Regions from separate parts of the Homo sapiens genome. Here all the other regions are linked to region 2. The links are chromatin contacts, found by Hi-C or POLR2A ChIA-PET in ENCODE. All regions are on one chromosome and are shown on one strand. The core of a region is the stretch at or near the end of the contact, and the rest is flanking DNA. Distances in the headings are between cores, read along the strand shown. Region 1 has its middle 110 kb from the start of SASH1. Region 2 overlaps SASH1 (SAM and SH3 domain containing 1). Region 3 overlaps SASH1 (SAM and SH3 domain containing 1).

Region 1 (4,248 bases), core at 1,254-3,753, 160 kb after region 2:
TAGAAATAGTAATTCTAAGGCAAGCTTAGGATACTGCAATTAGCCTAAGTGGTAGGCTGGGCATGGTGAAGCCAGTGCCTGTGGTCCCAGCTACACTGGAGGCTGAGGTGAGAGGATTCCTTGAGCCCAGGAGTTTAAAGCTGCAGTGATCTATGAGGGCACCACTGCACTCCAGCCTGGGCTACAGAGTGAGACCCTGTCTCAAATTGTATCCCTATCCCCACCCAAAAAAAACCTAAGTGGTACTCATTTCACAGCAAATGCTCACTTCCTCTCTTTTTCTAGTATTTTTTTCTTTTTCTCTGTGGATCACATAAAGGGAGGAACATTTAGTTTTTTTTTTTTGGAAACAGAGTCTCACTCTGTCACCCAGTCTGGAGTGCGGTGGTGCCATCATCGCTTACTGCAGCCTCAAACTCCTGGGCTCAAGAGATCCTCTCATCTCAGCCTCCCATGTAGCTAAGAATGCAGGTGTGTGCCACCATGTCCAGCTAATTTTTTTTTTTTTTTTTTTTTGTAGAGAGGAAGCTGCCATCATAGCTCCCTGTGTTGCCTAAGCTGGTCTCAAACTCATGACCTCAAGCAATCCTCCCTCTTTGGCCTCCCAAAGTGCTGCGATTACAGGCGTGAGCCCCTATGCCTGGCTGATTTAGATAGTTTTAATTAACATGTAATTCATTGCTTAATGTCTTTAATTATCTCTTCTCTGTAAGCACCATGAAAGCAGGAGTTGATTCTTGTTCCTACCTGTATCACCAATGATTGGCACATAGTACATACACAATATACATTTTTCAACGATATGAACGTATGAAAGAATAAAAAGAGAGAAAGAAGAAAGGAAAAAAGGTGGACACTGGGTGGGTGAAGGTTCTGGTCTGCTTGAAAGCTTCCCCCTCTTTCTCTGGCAGATGAGAGGGCAAAGCCCTACAGCATGGTGCTTTGCAGTACTGAAAGGAGCATGAACTTCGGTGTCAGACAGACTGGGTCTCAATCTTCGCTCTACCCTTGGCTGTGCTTCACTATTTTTTTTTTTTTTTTTTTAAGATGGAGTTTCTCTCTTGTTGCCCAGGCTGGAGTGCAATGGCGCGATCTCGGCTCACTGCAACCTCCGCCTCCTGGGTTCAAGCAATTCTCCTGCCTCAGCCTCCCGAGTATCTGGGACTACAGGCATGTACCACCACGCCGGCTAATTGTGTATTTTTAGTAGAGACGGGGTTTCTCCATGTTGGCCAGGCTGGTCTTGAACTCTCGATCTCAGGTGATCCGCCCACCTTGGCCTCCTTCACTATTTAACCTCTCTGAATTTCAGTTTCCTCATCTATATACTGGAGAGAATACCAACTGCATACAATCTTTGTTACATATACCAGATAATGTACTATATATAAAAGCTCTCTGCCAGGTGCCAGGCTCAGAGTTCTGAATAAAGAAACACTAAAAGCTAGTTTCTCGTGGGCACTGACTTTAGGAAATCTTTGAGGTACACATTGCAAGTTTTAGGTGATGCACAGTGGGGTTGTAGGATGAAAAGCTAAGTGCCAAGTCCTCTGATTTTCCTTCCTCACAATCTTTGGCTTAGAGATTTAATACTTTGTCTTCAGCCACCTCTTGAGGGCCAATCCCATCTACTCATCTAAGGCTCTGTCCCACATCTTAATTGTCTTCTGCATAGTTGCATGTTTTACTGTCAGCTCAAATTTAACATACCCGACAACACCGAGTATCAGTTTCTTCCCCAAAGAGTGTCTCCTTTCAGATTATCTTTCTGTTAATCTTACTTCTGTTCCCTAGAACTTCAGGTTCAGAGCCTCAGAATCAGTTATCCTTGACTCACCTAGAAGAAGGATCAAACCATGTCTTCTTGAGCCAGTAGGCCCGAGCCCAAGTCTGAATATCGACAGTTGCCTGTTGAATGGATGAGCTTGTTTTTCACATCCACCAAAACCTGTTTTACCTATTGCCTTCCATATTCTTATTAATAAATCCTCCCTTCTCTCCTACTTATTAAAGCTTGAAACCTCAAACTCATCTTTGGTAACATACTCTTAGTCAATGACAACATTCAGCCAATTCAATGGCTCCTGTCCCTTTTCCTTGATGTGATCTTTCATATTAATTTCTTTTCCTCTATCTGCCACTACAACTCTTGTCCAGATCATACCGAGTAAGAGCATGGACTTTGGTGTCAAACAGAATTGGGTTCAAGGACAAGCTTTGTCACTTTTTAACTGTGTGCTGCTAGACAAGTTGCTAGCCTTTTTCCTTATCTAGCAAAATGAATAATAATAGTATCCATCTCGTATGGTTGGACGATTAATTAGGTAACAGTCACTGACAGCATCCATTTCTCACTGCTATTCATGCTCACGTATCAAAGAGTTATATCTTCTTCCTTCCAATGATGACATTTCTTCTACAACATTCCTGATGAACAGGTCATCTTGCCTAGACTTGACTCTCTTCAAGGTTGGGTGGGCCAGTGTGTGAGAAAATGTGAGTTATTTATGAATGAGTTTAGTTGTATTAAAGGTCGTCCTTATACTGAGCTTATGTTCACCTTTCTATCATTTTAACTATCTGGGGCAATAAAGAATTCACTGAAATCATTTTCTACATTACAGCAACATTTTAAGCCTGTGAAGTCATCTCTTGCATTCCACTTTTATATTTCATCTTGCAGATTAAACATCACAAGTTGTTGTAATCTTTCTTCTAATGTCCTCTGGATCCACTCCACTTTATGAATATTCTTTTAAAAATTTGTTGTCCTAAGCTGATCATGAAAATACAATGGACTCAGATTAGGAAAAACCATCTTGAAAATGAAGAACAAAGTTGGAGGAGTCACACTTCCCAATTCCAAAATTTTGTCCACAGCTTCAATAATCAAGACAGCATGGAACTGGCATAAGAGGAGACATAGATCAATGGAATAGAGTTGAGGGTCCAGAAATAAACCTTAACATGTATGGTCAATTGATTGCTAACAAGGATGTCAGAACAATTAAGTGAGTAAAGAATAGACATTTCAACAAATAATGCTGGAATTAACTGAATATCCACATGCAAAAGAATAAAGTTGAGCGCTTTTCTCACACCACACAGAAAAGTTAACTCCGGGTGGATAATAGACACAAATATATGAGCTAAAGCCATAAAGCTCCTAGAAGAAAACATAGAAGTAAACCTTCATGATCTTAGGTTAGGCAGTGGTTTCTTAGATATGGCACCAAAACACAAGCAACAAAAGAAAAAATAGGTAAGTTAGATCTTACACAATTAAAAACTTTTGTGTAGCAAACAGTACAAAATAGAATGTGAAAAGACAACCTACAGAATGGGAGAAAATATTTGCAGATCATATATTTGATAAGGAATTTGTATTCAGAATAAATAAATAACTCTTAAAAATCACTAATAATAAGATAAATAACTCAATTTAAGATGGGCAAAAGATCCAAATAGACATTTTTTTCAAAGAAGACAAATGGACAAAGTGCATTAGGGAAATTCAAATCAAAACCACAATGAGATACCACTTGACACCCACTAGAGTGGCTATAATAAAAAAGATGAAATTGACAGGTGTTCACAAGAATGTGGAAAAATTCGAAACCTGTTTACATAGCGCTGGTGAGGATGTAAAAGGGTGCCGCAAGGGTGCACTTTGGAAAACTGTCAGTATTCGACAATGTCTAACAATGTTAAACACAGAGTTACTATATGGCCTAGATGTATACCTAAGAGAAATAAAACATATATTGGCATAAAAACTTATAGCTAGGAGCAGTGGCACCCACCTCTAGTCCCAAATACTTGGGAGGCTGAGGCAGGAGGCTCATCTGAGCCCAGGAGTTGGAGACTAGCCTGGGCTATATAGTGAAACTCAATTTCTGAAAAAAAAAAGAAAAGAAAAAGAAACAAAAATCTCTTATATTGATCAATATTCAAATGTTCGTATTAAGTGTGGTCTATCCATACAATGAGGTATTATTCAGCAATAAAAATGAATGAAACACTGACACAGGATAGAAAATGGATGAGCCTCAAAGAATTGTGGTGCGTGAAAGAATCCAGTCACAAAAGACCACATATCGTGTAATTTCATTTATATAAAATATTCAGAATAGGCAGATCTATAGAGATGGGAAGTAGATTAGTGGTTGCTTAGGGGCTGGGTTAGGGGTGAACAGGAAATGACTACTGATGGTTACTGTGTCTTTTTTATAGATGATAAAAGTGCTG
Region 2 (4,217 bases), core at 67-2,566:
ATAAATATTAATGAAGTACAAGTAATGGATACTCTTCAGCATTACTGCAGGGATTTTTCAACTCAGAACAGAAAGGAACGGAAAGAAATCAACAGTTACAGTCACTTATGATGACAGCAATTTTTTTCATTTAAGCCTCTAATAACTTTGAGATACTTTACTCCCATTTTATAAATTGGGAAACTGAGGCCAGGAGAGGTTACCTCACTTGCCAGGTAAGTAAAAGAGCCAGAATTTGAACCAAGTCTGTGACTCCCTCAGCCTCTTTCCATTAATGTTTCTTACACCCTCTTGCTCACTGCAACAAGCCCGGGTAAGGGCTCTTCCTCCAGCTTGGAGAGGGGGTGGTACAGTCAAAAGAGGCTCTGACAATTAGCACTGGTTACAATGGACACTACTCTTACTGCCTCTGTCTTAATCCAGAACTATATTTGGAAGGTTTAAGTTATTAAAATTGCAAGGAATGATAAGTCATTCCTACACCATTAACAATGGTTCTCTTTCTTTCTTTTTTTTTTTTTTTTTTTTTTTTTCTGAGATGCAGTCTCACTCTGGCACCCAGGCTGGAGTAAAGCGGCATGATCTTGGCTCACTGCAACCTCGCCTCCTGGGTTCAAGCGATTCTCCTTTCTCAGCCTCCCAAGTAGCTGGGATTATAGGTGCGCACCACCACACCTGGCTAATTTTGTGTTTTTGGTAGAGATGGAGTTTCACCATGTTAGCCAGGCTAGTCTTGAACTCCTGACCTCAAGTGATCTGCCCGCCTTGGCCTCCCAAAGTGCTGGGATTACAGGTGTGAGCCACTGCACCCGTCCAGCAATGGCCCTGCTATGACCTTTCACAGTTATAATATGCAATATTTTTATTGACATTCCCAGTCCTTAAAGACCTCAGTGCATCTCCACCTGGGCTCCCTTTTCCTTGTATTCACAAAGTCATGACAACAAATTGGCACAGAAGCTGGGCCAGGCTTCAGCTGCTGATGAGTATGTCATCATCAACAGAGTGCTGCTGGGGGTAGGGACTTCTCTGTCAGCTCCGTGCCACATCAACAACTGCACAAACTTGTTTTCTGCCAATACCCACACAGATTCCACCTCAAGATGCTGAGGAAGCTGATACTGCCAGTAATAAGAAGCCACCTTGAGTACTTTCCTGACCATGGTGTCACTTTGACAGATGTCAGACTTAGTATCATTCAAGTTGGACCATTATGGACTTGGAAAGCCACTAGCATTTCTGATTGCAGCTTCTCCCAGCCAAAAAAACACATGGTGCCCAGGGATTGTGCCAAATGTGGAGAGATATGGGCAACTTCCCTGCTGTTCACAAGCACTAATGTCCCAATCCCCAGCAGAGGGAAAGGCTGTGGTCCAAACACACCATTCCTGTAGGGCCCATTTGGTGCTAAATAAAAACTCTCACCATAGTTATAAATGTGAATCATAATCTCTGTTTATATTGTTGAATTTTTACCCATCTGTACTCTCTGTTGTCTTCACCAAAACTAACTGGCCCCAAAGACACTTTATCAAATGCATTATTCCAGTCAGGATCCGGGTGATTAAGTCCTAGAGAAAGAGCTTGACATCCAGTCCAGAAAGTTAATTACTAACATAATTATCAAAACCTTTTATTTTTCAGGGTTAAGTCAAGCAACTCTGTAGGCTGAGTGTCCTTTTGTTTCGTTTGTTCTCCAGTTGATACATAATTAGCTCTTAAGGACAATGCATTTTTTGACTTTTTAAAGCCAAACACAAATATCTAAGTATCCTATCTGTAGACTATTTCTTCAATCTCCAAAATTCACCCAGAAGATTTAGAATGAAACAAAGCCATAAACCAATTCAACCCATCACCCAAAATTCTCTGTCCCCAAGGCTGTCTTCTAAAATGACTTTTTCTAGAGCAGATACAACAAATCTAATGCTACTTTTCCCCTATAAAATGTTTGAGGCTTCTAATATGTTACTGCATATTTCCTCTTCTGCTTTTAACAGGTTATTTCATCTCAAAGCCATCTCGCACTCAGCTTTGACAGGGCTGCTGACAAACATAGAAAGAAACTGGCCAGTCACAGTGGCTCATGCCTATAATCCCAGCTCTTTGGGAGGCCGAGGCAGGTAGATCACCTGAGATCAGGAGTTTGAGACCAGCCTGACCAACATGGTGAAACCCCAACTCTACTAAATACAAAAAATTAGCCGGGAGGGGTGGTACACACCTGTAATCCTAGCTACTCGGGAGGCTAATGCAAGAGAATCGCTTGAACCCAGGAGGCAGAAATTGCGGTGAGCTGAGATTGCGCCAATGCACACCAGCCTGGGCAACAAAAGTGAAACTCCATCTCAAAAAAGAAAGAAAGAAAGAGAGAGAGATAGAGAAAGAGAGAAAGAAAGAAAAAAATTATTAAGCTGCAGGTCCTCAGACCTGAAGTTGTGCCAACCAAGCAGCCAGCAGGGAAGGCATATTGTTTACTTGTCTGAAGGCAGAATTGAAAGATTAGAAATACATGTAAAATTCTGATGCAATAAAAGGGAACATGACAGACTGGAAGTCACAGCTTTTCAAGGAAATGAGTTCCCATCAGGAATCAAAACTGTTAAGCACTGTGAGAGGGAACTTTCAGTAGGTTAACAGTGTTGTATCATAGCCTAAATGATGACTAGCCTCAAAACACATCTAACATGGACATCTAGACTTTGGAGCCATGTGAGTGACACAGGAAACATCCAGCACCTAAACCCGATCCTTGCCAGTTTTAGAATTTCCCTTTTCCACTGCAACTTGTCTGGAATTTCATAGAAAGAGAATCTGAAGGCTGAGCGCAGTGACTCACGCCTGTAATCCCAGCACTTTGGGAGGCCAAGCCGGGAGGATCATCTGAGGTCGGGAGTTCGAGGCCACCCTAGCCAACATGGTAAAACCCTATCTCTACTAAAAATACAAAAATTAGCCAGGCGTGGTAGCGGGCACCTGTAATCCCAGCTACTTGGGAGGATGAGGCAAGAGAACTACTTAAACCCAGGAGGCAGAGGTTGCAGTGAGCCGAGACCATGACATTGCACTCCACCCTGGGCAACAAGAGCAAAACTCTGTCTCAAAAAAAAAAAAAAAAAAAAAGAGAGAGAGAGAATCTGAATATGCCAATTTGGGGTCTTACTTGCTAACTACAATTTAAAGAATGAACAGTCATGCTTCCAGCCTGGCTTGAATCAGCTCCCATCAATTTTACTCACCACCAAATTCTTGCACCTTTGATGGGAACTAATTAAGCTCATGTGGTGTTTTCTCCCCCCAGACTGTCTTCTGCGGTTTTGGAACAGAGCACGCCAAATTAGCCCCATCTGTTTGAATGAGAAGGAGGTTTTATTATCTAAATAATAAATCAAAATAATAATCTAAATCCCACCGATGGGCAGACTTTCTCTCCTACCTAGAAGCTGCCTTCCAAAGTTCCCAAACACCATGGGATGATGATGGTAACCCCAACTCCTAACCAGCTAGAATCCTGAGAAGAGCAGTTTAGTGTTGTGTCAGTGGTCTGTCTTCTGCCAGTTCACAGCAATCATTTCCTCAAGCACAGTAAAATGTCTGAGGAGGCCACAGAGTCCTACCAGACTATCATTTGAGGCAAGAATTGCAACATTCTGGCCAGGCGCGGTGGCTTACGCCTGTAATCCCAGCACTTTGGGAGGCCAAGGCGGGCAGATCACCTGAGGTCAGGAGTTTGAGACCAGCCTGACCAACATGGAGAAACCCTGTCTCTGCTAAAAAAAAAAAAAAAAAAATACAAAATTAGCCGGGCATGGTGGTGGGCACCTGTAATCCCAGCTACTCGGGAGGCTGAGGCAGGAGAATCAGTTGAACCCAGGAGGTGGAGGTTGCGGTGAGCTGAGATCACACCACTGCACTCCAGCCTGGGCAACAGGAGGGAAACTCCATCTCAAAAAAAAAAAAAAAAAAAAAATTGAAACATTCAAGAATTCAGGGCATTATGCAATATTTATTTAAGTTGTCCTGTGGTAATCTTGCCAAAATGAGAGTATTTTTTCATTAACTATGCTTCAACAGGAGAGCCTAATGAATTTTAAGAGTGTGGGAGTCTTTTGACACATAAAGTTACTTTCTTCAAAAGGAGGAAATAACCCCAGCATTCACACATGTCAAGGAACAAAGTTAAAAGAAAGAAGCCCTTGACAACACTGCCGCCCACC
Region 3 (4,339 bases), core at 657-3,156, 140 kb before region 2:
GCAGAAAGGTATTGAAGGTATGGCAGATTAGGAAATGAAGGCCCAGAGAAAGGAAGCCTTGAGCCACAACCCTCTGTCAGGACCAGGGCAGGGCCCAGTTATGAATTCTCCGAGTGCTATCCCTCAGCTCCTCAGTGGACAGGGGACTCACAGCAAGTTACCCTCATGACCTGGGAATCCATGTGGCACGGAGGATCCCGCGTGGAGGACACTGCAGGGCCAGGCACCAGACTCTGCTCTTAACATTCGTGACCTCTCAGTGGTAATGCACACTCTCTCTAACCATTTTACAGATGAGGAAACAAATTCAGAGCAGTCATGTCATTTGCCCAAAAGGGTAAGAAAGAGCTTAAAGTGGTAGGTTTAAACTTGATCTCGGGGCACGGTGGCTCACGCCTATAATCCCAGCACTTTAGGAGGCCGAGGTGGGCAGATCGCTTGAGTCCAGGAGTTCCACCAGCCTGGGCTACATGGCAAAACCCCGTCTCTACAACAAAATTAGCCGGGTGTGGTGGCATGACCCTGTAGTACAGCTATGCGGAAGGCTGAGGCAGGAGGATCCCTTGAGCCAGGGAGGTGAAGGTTGCAGTGAGCTGAGATCACAACACTGCACTCCAGCCTGGGAGACAGTGAGACTCCATCTCAAAAATAAAAATAAAAATAAAATAAAGTTGATCTTTTCCTTCATACCATTCAGCCAACTCCAACTACCATTGGCCCGAATTTATCAGTCACATATAAAATTCCCCTCCCTTCCCCACTCCCTTTATTTTGCTGGTCATCTTCATGTGCTTGTCTCCCTGGCTTATTCCCCCTGCTCTCTAGATCCTTCCTCTGAGATGCTTTCCCTATTGTCTCCGATCAAAATTCATCACCTCCTGTTTTGGGCTGCTGCTGCTGCATGTCTACTAATAAACAAACACGACTCTGAGTCCAGAGAGTTTATTGGTCTGATTCTCTAATAGCACCTGAAGGGCAGGACTTGGTCTTATTCACCTTGAAATTGCCTGAACCTAGTGCTCAGTATATGTCAGATATTAACTCCAAAGAAAATAATCTACAATGACAAACTCGACTTACTCATGGAGCTCTGCCCACTGAGAGAACTGCGAAGACTTTCTACAGAACCCCCGGCCTTGAGCTTGGGCTTGTCCAAGTGTTCGGGGTCGGGCTGTGAAGGCGGAGGGGAGCCAGGCATTCCATCAAGGCCCGAGTCCTGCCATGGGTTTCAACAAAATGAAGAAGTTCATCAGAGTGGACAGGTGTTGTTTTGTAATTCTCAGCGACTTGGCCTTCAACGAAATCAATCAAATCAATCTATACCTATATTTGATTCTATAACCAATATTCTCCTCCTCTTAAACTTACATCCTCGCTTACTTTTAAAGTCGTGGCCAATGTCACTATTTATTAAGCACTCAAATACTATTTCTCATTCTCGAATAGATATTCTTGGAATCTCCAAGAAAAAAAAAATCTGTCTACCACACAGACAAAATACTTAAAGGTTTAGAGACTCAGCATACGCAAAAGCCCAGTAGCAAGGCTGGACTTCAAATGTAGATCAAGTACAATCCATGATTACTAGAATACCTGGAAGTGTAGTCAGAGGATATTTAATCTACTTGGATAGGAAACATGCACTTTTAAAAAAGTGTATTCCTGGAAAAAAAAAATTGGCTAGATTCTTATATTTCTATTTGTACAAATTATTGGCATTGGATAAGGAAACATGAATTTAAAACCCACATATACAGCAAACATACTATTTTCCAGTCTACCATAAAATTTCCATATGTTACTCTAAAGTTTTAGCTTCTTTCACTTTTCTAAAGTGTTGTCAGTAAAAAGCTGGGAAATCTCTTTCACACCAGAATCCTGATGGGAGTGACTCAGCAGTACTTCCTGCATTTTGAGTAGCTAAGTATTATCCTCTCAGCGGCTCCTCATTTGCACATTTGAGTATAGCATGCTTATTTGATTCGTGGTGCTACATCAATAGACGATATCACACTTCAGAAAGTTTGCAGTGAGAATTGTTTACTTGCCAAAATAGAAAAGTCTCTGGCATATTACATATGGCCGCAGCCACACGGGCTCAAAACCAGCTAAAATGAAACCTGCTATTTGCATGCTGCCGAGTCATCAGAAGGGCCTTAACACAGCTCCGCAGGTCCTGCAAACATCTGAGGACATCAGCAACAGCAGCTTCTGATCCAACACACATTAGTGCTTTCAATGTGAGGAAAGTGAGCAAGCGACCTCAAAAACAACAAAGAAAACTAGAGCTGACATTATTAGGAAGTTACTGAAGCTCCAAAGTATGAATTCCTTAAAAAAAAAAAATTCATTCCTCCTTTCTGCGTCATAAAATAAGTAACTTTTTTCCCATTAAAATCTTCTGTAATGCTTCTGAAAAAAGCACGCAGTTTGAAAAACAGCAATAGTAAATGTGGGTCTCTGATATATTTTCAAATGCTTTAAAAAATTATTAATTTATTCATCACATGTTTATGAATTACCTACAATAACAGGCACTAATCCAGGTATTGGGCATATAGCAGCAACGGAGAAAACAAATATCCCTACCATAATGGTTGGTATATTTACTAAAAAGTTTTTTTAAAAAAACACACAAGGTGGGCGCAGTGGCTCATGCCTGTAATCCCAGCACTCTGGGAGGCTGAGGTGGGTGGCTCACGAGGTCAGGAGTTCGAGACCAGCCTGGCCAACGTAGTGAAACCCCATCTCTACTAAAAATACAATAATTAGCCGGGTATGGTGGCACGTGCCTGTAGTCCCAGCTACTCAAGAGGCTGAGGTGGGAGAATCGCTTGAACCCAGGAGGCAGAGGTTGCAGTAAGCCGAGGCCACACCATTGCACTCCAGCCTGGGTGACAGAGTGACACTCCGTCTCAAAACAAAAACAAAAACAAAAAAAAAACAACCACATAAAACCTTCCATTATTTTTGCTTTACAGAAAATTTATAATGATCAGTTGTTTCTTTTATTCCTTAACTTATGTGAAATGGCTGCTTTAAAAAAACAGAACTAAGCACATAAGATTGCTATATGGTAGTAAAATTATTGAAAAATGCCAAAATGACATTAAAATTCTATGCTTCTGATTCATAAAGCAGAAAACCTCTGTGAACGTAAAGCTTAAGAGTTTTAGTGGCTGTTTCAATCTATCTTGGGGAAAAGCAAACTTAATAAAATGCTTTCAATTAGTAGCATGCTCTCACTAGCATGCTGACTGCTTCATTGCTGGGAAGAAATATAGAATCACTATCACTCCGTCACCCACAAGGACAAGAGAATGAAAAGAATAAAGAAAAAAAATCATGGATAAGACATGCTGAAGGCAGTCCAGACATCTATCTCCTGCAGGTCTAACAAGCCACGGTTTCTCAGCCTGAGCACTGATCATTTTGATGGACAGCTCTTTGCTGTGCAGACCGTCCTGTGCATGCTAAGATGTTTGGCAGCGTCCCTGGCCTCTATCCTCTAGATCAGCATTCTCCAACTCCCGGGCCACGGACCAGAACCCGTCTGTGGCCTGTTAAGAAGTGGGCCGTACAGCAGGAGGTGAGTGGCGGGTGAGCAGGCCAAGCTTCATCTGTTTTCACAGCCACTCTCCATTACCCGCATTACTGTCTGAGCTCCACCTCCTGTCAGATCAGCGGCGGTATTAGATTCTCGTAGGAGCACGAATCCTATTGTGAATTGTGCACACGAGGCATCTAGGTTGCACGCTGTTTATGAGAATCTAATGCCTGATGATCTGTCACTGTCTCCCATCATCCCCAGATGGGATCATCTAGTTGCAGGAAAACAAGCTCAGGGCTCCCACTGATTCTACATTATGGTGAGTTGTATAATTATTTCATTATATATTACAATGTAATAACAATAGAAATGAAGTGAACAATAAATGTAATGCATGTGAATCATCCTGAAACCACCACCTACACCAGCTCCGTGGAAAAATTGCCTTCCACGAAACCAGTCCCTGGTGCAAAAAGATTGGGCACTGCTGCCCTAGATGCCAGCAATATCCACTCCACTTCACCTCAACCCAGTCTGACCATTGAAAGACATTGCCCTGGAGTCCATGGGGGAGCAAAATGATAGCCTCTCACCCCTTCCCCGTGAGAACCACTGTAATCAACTGAAGCTGCTGTGCAGGCTTTGTTTGAATCAAGTGAGGTGGGTGGCAGGCTGGTGACGTTCGGTCATTCGCATAGGGGCGATGCTTGGTTTTAGCTCACTGTGCCCACCAGAGAGCAGCAGCTGAGCAAAAATGTCTGCTTTTCCTGCTGTTTTTATTTGGTAGAT

What was found. Hi-C counts contacts between places; a loop is a spot of excess contacts on that map. ChIA-PET counts read pairs that join two places held with the same protein, here RNA polymerase II (POLR2A). Pooled maps may share reads with other maps.
Region 1: POLR2A ChIA-PET joins it to region 2 with 15 read pairs in BJ. The contact joins two enhancer-like sites. POLR2A ChIA-PET finds 5 or more read pairs at or near these places in 3 of 52 experiments (BJ, H1 and WTC11).
Region 3: a loop to region 2 is called in a map of dorsolateral prefrontal cortex, with 2.7 times the contacts of the local background. The contact joins two enhancer-like sites. A Hi-C loop is called at or near these places in 2 of 168 maps with a recorded cell type or tissue (ascending aorta and dorsolateral prefrontal cortex) and 5 of 50 pooled maps. POLR2A ChIA-PET finds 5 or more read pairs at or near these places in 4 of 52 experiments (AG04449, AG04450, WTC11 and 1 more).

What each region holds. Positions count from the first base shown.
Region 1 is chr6:148,230,011-148,234,258 of GRCh38, reverse strand. It overlaps a transcript of SASH1 not described here. Among named protein-coding and RNA genes, the nearest start is that of SASH1, 110 kb to the left of the region's middle. Within about 2 kb of position 2,503, at least 2 of the 41 ENCODE cell types and tissues checked have a DNase peak (open chromatin) inside an H3K27ac peak, as active enhancers do.
Region 2 is chr6:148,392,795-148,397,011 of GRCh38, reverse strand. All of the region lies in intron 2 of SASH1 (SAM and SH3 domain containing 1), which reads right to left. Among named protein-coding and RNA genes, the nearest start is that of SASH1, 52 kb to the right of the region's middle. Within about 2 kb of position 1,316, at least 6 of the 41 ENCODE cell types and tissues checked have a DNase peak (open chromatin) inside an H3K27ac peak, as active enhancers do; they include dorsolateral prefrontal cortex, where a contact is called at or near this core.
Region 3 is chr6:148,528,403-148,532,741 of GRCh38, reverse strand. SASH1 (SAM and SH3 domain containing 1) reads right to left here. Exons shown (of 20, transcript NM_015278.5): 13 at 1,081-1,216. Among named protein-coding and RNA genes, the nearest start is that of SASH1, 190 kb to the right of the region's middle. Within about 2 kb of position 1,906, at least 7 of the 41 ENCODE cell types and tissues checked have a DNase peak (open chromatin) inside an H3K27ac peak, as active enhancers do; they include dorsolateral prefrontal cortex, where a contact is called at or near this core.